2 separate regions of the Homo sapiens genome follow, and region 2 is linked to region 1. A link is a contact called in ENCODE Hi-C or POLR2A ChIA-PET data. All regions are on one chromosome and are shown on one strand. The core of a region is the stretch at or near the end of the contact, and the rest is flanking DNA. Distances in the headings are between cores, read along the strand shown.

The links. A loop is a pair of places that touch in the nucleus more often than their neighbours do. ChIA-PET counts read pairs that join two places held with the same protein, here RNA polymerase II (POLR2A). Pooled maps may share reads with other maps.
Region 2: a loop to region 1 is called in a pooled map, with 2.7 times the contacts of the local background. The contact joins the promoter of CHROMR here to the promoter of PDE11A in region 1. A Hi-C loop is called at or near these places in 1 of 50 pooled maps. POLR2A ChIA-PET finds 5 or more read pairs at or near these places in 4 of 52 experiments (HEK293, activated T-cell and naive thymus-derived CD4-positive, alpha-beta T cell).

What each region holds. Positions count from the first base shown.
Region 1 is chr2:178,071,471-178,074,059 of GRCh38, reverse strand. It overlaps PDE11A (phosphodiesterase 11A), which reads left to right and starts at 1,283. Exons shown (of 20, transcript NM_016953.4): 1 at 1,283-2,534. The coding sequence starts at 1,623.
Region 2 is chr2:178,412,369-178,414,957 of GRCh38, reverse strand. It overlaps CHROMR (cholesterol induced regulator of metabolism RNA), which reads right to left and starts at 1,299. Exons shown (of 5, transcript NR_110204.1): 1 at 845-1,299. RefSeq lists enhancers at 1-382, 170-429, 931-1,130, 960-1,535.

The sequences.
Region 1 (2,589 bases), core at 34-2,533:
TGCTTTATTCCATTTTATGATTGAATAATATTCCATTGTATGGAGTTATCACATTTTATTTGTCTGTTCCTCAGCTGATGGACATTTGGATTATTTCCACTGCATATCCGTAAATGTTTAACAATTAGCAGTCCATTAAAAAAAAAAAAACCCTGACACATAACATTTGCTGATTTCCATGGTGTAAACATTCCCGTTGTGACTGATTGCAAACTCCATGATGTGACTGAATACAGAATTGGAAAGAGATTTTAAAATAGGCACTTGTGAGTCCTTACAAGCCAGTTTCAACATATCACTAACCATCTTTACTGATAGATCACTCAAGTGACCAGAGACATAGCTACATTCAGTAAAGTTTCCATACATCGTCACCTTAGAATAATAATAATAACAAAAGTAATACAACAGCTAACATTTACTGAGCACTTTTTATGTGCCAGGCACTATGCTAAACGTTGTTTTTTTTCTTTTTAAATCTTGATCACCACTCACCTTCTTGGAAACCAGCAGCTCCAAATTACCAGGATTCTATGCTTGGTTTACTGTCTCCTAGCTGGTCTCCCTGCTGTTAATTAAATACTCCAGACTCTTCAGCACTTACTTCCTCTACCTGGTAAACTCTTTTTCTGTACTGTGTTTTACACCCTTTCTCTGTGTAATCTGTCTCTGCCCCAGGTACATGAATTTGGTTAAAGTCATGAATTGCTCACATCGGAAACTTTATTTGCTATTTTCGGGGAAATGCCATTCCATTAATATTTACTGAGCACCCACAAGGCGCTGGGCAGTGTTAGTGAGCAAGTCCCAGGAATCCTGGGAACCAACAATCCACAGTCACATCCCAGAAAAATAACCCTGCCTGTCTCTGAGGGTGAACGACACTCTCGATTCCTCGGAGTCCGCTTCTGTGTTCAGATCCCTGCAAAACATCAACACTTGTATCTCGGACTCCCACTGGGCTCCCGCTGGGCCTCCTCGAAACGCTAACGGATTAAGGGGCGCGGTGAGTAGGGAGGGTTGGGGAGGTAAGGGAGCAAGAAGCGGGGAAGGAACAAGGTGCGTTTCCCTCTTCTAATCGTGTTCCAATCAGGAGTCCTGTACCCAGGCGCCGATTCCGGCCGTCCAGAGACTCTTCCAGGAACCGCCTGGCAGCCTGGGCCGTGGACTTTGGCTGGTCTGGCGTCCGCGGCTCCCTCCTCTTCTCTCCTCCCTCCAGGCTCCGTGCCTCACTCAGGGGCGTGTCCTGCCCTACCTCCCTGTCACAGCGGTCCACTCATCCGGTTACAGCAGCAGTTCCAGCAGCAGCGGCGGCAGCCAGAACAGGAGCAGCGATAGCTCGGGTTTCCGGAACAGGAGCCGGGGCAGCGGCGGCAGCTCAGTGCTGGGCACCTGTGCGGAGCAGGAGTAGCAGGACCACGGGGTGGGGTCGGCGCCAGCCACTCTGAGCCAGAGAAGGAAGGGGCATCTCCCAGATTCCACTGCTGGGAATAATCTCCAGGGGAGGTGGCGCTGAACTGGGAATACTGGTGGGGGTGAACATGTGCAGGAACAGCTAGAGGCCTCGGGGCAGGAAAACATTTGGTTCACGTGTAAACAGGCAAGGAAAGCTGTCTGGGACCATGGCAGCCTCCCGCCTGGACTTTGGGGAGGTGGAAACTTTCCTGGACAGGCACCCAGAGTTGTTTGAAGATTACTTGATGCGGAAGGGGAAGCAGGAGATGGTTGAAAAGTGGCTGCAGAGGCACAGTCAGGGTCAGGGGGCTTTAGGTCCAAGGCCCTCTTTGGCTGGTACCAGCAGCTTGGCTCACAGCACCTGCAGAGGTGGCAGCAGCGTTGGTGGTGGCACTGGACCAAATGGCTCTGCCCACAGCCAGCCCCTTCCCGGTGGCGGGGACTGTGGTGGGGTTCCCTTGAGTCCCAGCTGGGCCGGTGGCAGCAGGGGCGATGGGAACCTGCAGCGGAGAGCTTCTCAGAAAGAGCTAAGGAAGAGTTTTGCCCGCTCCAAGGCCATCCACGTGAACAGGACCTACGATGAACAGGTGACCTCCCGGGCTCAGGAACCCCTGAGTAGTGTACGACGGAGGGCACTTCTCCGGAAGGCAAGCTCCCTGCCCCCCACCACAGCCCATATTCTCAGTGCGCTGCTGGAATCGAGAGTGAATCTGCCTCGGTATCCCCCTACAGCCATCGACTACAAGTGCCATCTGAAAAAGCATAATGAGCGTCAGTTCTTTCTGGAATTGGTCAAAGATATCTCCAATGACCTTGACCTCACCAGCCTGAGCTACAAGATTCTCATCTTTGTCTGCCTTATGGTGGATGCTGACCGCTGCTCTCTTTTCCTGGTGGAAGGGGCAGCTGCTGGCAAGAAGACCTTGGTCTCCAAATTCTTTGATGTGCATGCAGGAACACCTCTGCTGCCTTGCAGCAGCACAGAGAACTCAAATGAGGTGCAGGTCCCCTGGGGCAAAGGTATCATTGGCTATGTCGGGGAGCATGGAGAAACGGTCAACATTCCTGATGCCTACCAGGTAGGACTTTGCATTGTCCCCTTCTCCCAGAGCCCCATTGGCTTGGGAGATAAGC
Region 2 (2,589 bases), core at 50-2,549, 340 kb before region 1:
AATGGTGCTGTACACGCAGGAGGTCGTTGAGCTTCACCTTCCTGCTAATGACAAAATCAGCAATTGCCTTTAACCACAGGAACTTCAGCCCGTTGGTCACTAGGGGGAGACACACACGTGGTGGGCCTCTCCAGGCTCCTCAAATCCCGCCAGAGTCGCCACTGTGTAGTCTGCCCAGAGAAACCACACCCAGTCTTAGGAAGAGGAAACTGACTGCCATCCATTTCACGCTACTGTGGCCGGCGAGCTCAGAGTGGAATCATTTGCAAGGCAGCTCCTCCAAGAATAACCAAGCCGAGATCTAGCTGATCAACGATTGAATTTAGAGTAAAACTTGACAGAATAAAACTCCCTTCGGTTTGTCCGTACTACCTGGGTTTGCAGAAATGCTTTTCCTTAGCATTTAATTTTGGGACCTGTAAATATAACTGCTTTTTAGATGCATTCCATAATCCTCAATTAACTTACTGCAGTAAAAAGATAATTAGGTTAATATAAACTGCTCCAAGGGGTTTCTGATCAGACTGAATTTTATTTCATTTGAAATAAGGTCGTTGTTTAATCTTGCAAGTTAAATAATCTTGATTTTACGCTGAATAGGGGCCTGAGATAGATGAAAGAAAATTTCCTTTTCATACATGTGAGAAATAAACTGTTTCTTACACTCATATTCACAAGTGTGACCGTTAGTCCAAGTTGAGGCAATTAACATATTTAGGAAGAAAAAAACTTCCTCACAGAAGGATTGGCATTGGCCCTTCTGAACAGTATTGCAAAGTCTGAAGGAAAAACCCTATTGACACCACTTTCTAGCCAAATGCTATAGGACGATATCAATACTTACTGTACTGAGTGGGCATTTATTTAGTTATTTCACAGTGAAGATATCTTTTCTGGAAAATTCCTCATAAGAAAACTGAAATTCAAGCTCCTGCTCGTTCTTCAGCCACCGCTACTCGTTCCTGCTTTTTGTGCCCATAGGTTCTTCTGCCCAAAACAAAAGCTGTTAAATCACCGCGGCGGCGCTGACGTCAGGGAGCAGGGCCGCGAGGCCCCACCAGGTCGCCAATGAAGCCTCCCCTCGGCTCTGCCGGGGGCTTTGCGGGGCGCATAGAGGCTCCCAGGCGGATAGAGGCTCCCAGGCGGAGGAGTCCGGGAACCCCTAAAGACCCTTTAGGAAGCAAGGTCCGGAAAACCAAGCACGAGCAAGAGGCCCCGGGCGGCTGTATCCCTGCCCGGCGAATTCAGAGGGAGCGGGCGCCGCGGCCACCCAAGAGCAACGAAGACGGCGGCGCGGAGGAGAGGATGGGGAGGGGTGTGGGCCGCCCAGAGGCGCGGAAGCTGGGAGCACCGCGCGGCTTAGGAACTAAAATAAATGCTTGTCTGAATCTGCCCCGGGTGGGGGATGAAGGAACAAGGGCTTGGGAGGAGACCGATACATTTTAGAAATTGCCGGTGGGGGAGCCAGGGGCGGTGGCTCACGCCTGTAATCCCAGCACTTTGGGAGGCGTAAGGCGGGCTGATCACCTGAGGTCGGTAGTTCGAGAGAGACCATCCTGACCAATATGGAGAAAGAAACCCCATCTCCACTAAAAATACAAAATTAGCCGGGTGTGGTGGTGCATGCCTGTAATCCCAGCTACTAGGGAGGCTGAGACAGGAGAATCGCTTGAACCCGGGAGGCGGAGGTTGTAGTGAGCCAAGATCATGTCACTGGATGTTATTTGTTAATTTTTTGATGTACACTGCAAGATCACACAAGAAATGAAGCTATTAAGCCCAGGTATTGGGCCTTTTATAGGGGTGTTTTTTCATGGTGAATGGGTAAATATGTCTCTACTTTGTGTGCTTATTAAACAACCCTGACTATGTGGTCTTGAAAGGAGAGATCCTGCCTTAGTTTCGCCTCTCATTAGCCTTATGTGAGAGCTTTTTTTCAGAGACAGGCAACCAGGAATATTTATTCCAGAAGCAGTCATTGCAGTGGAGAATTTGGGGTTTGAATCATAGAAGACAGAACTAGATAAAATCCTAGATGTTACCTCCAATCCCTTCATTTAAAAATTTGAGGTCACCCAGGCCAGGTGCAGTGTCTCACGCCTGTAATCTCAGCACTTTGGGAAGCAGAGGCAGGTGGATCACCTGAGGTTAGGAGTTCGAGACCAGCCTGGCCAACATGATGAAACCCCGTCTCTAATAAAAATACAAAAACTAGCTGGGTGTGATGGTGCACACATGTAATCCCAGCTACTAGGGAGGCTGAGGCAGGAGAATTGCTTGAACCCGGGAGGCGGGGATTGCAGTGAGCCCAGATGGCGCCACTGCACTCCAGCCTGGGCGACAGCGCGAGACTCTGTCTCAAAAAAAAAAAAACAACAACAAAATTGAGGTTACCCAAATTAAGAGAATTGGTAGTTAAGACAGACCAAGATTAATAACTTTTAGACATTTGTAGACCCTAGTTATTGGGGGTGCTAGACTCTTAACACTTTTCCAAGAAAAGGGGTAAATCTTGTGTTTCTTAATTCGGAAGGAAAAAAAAAATCTACCACTTGCAATTTGGCATGGGCCAGAGGCAATATTATCAGT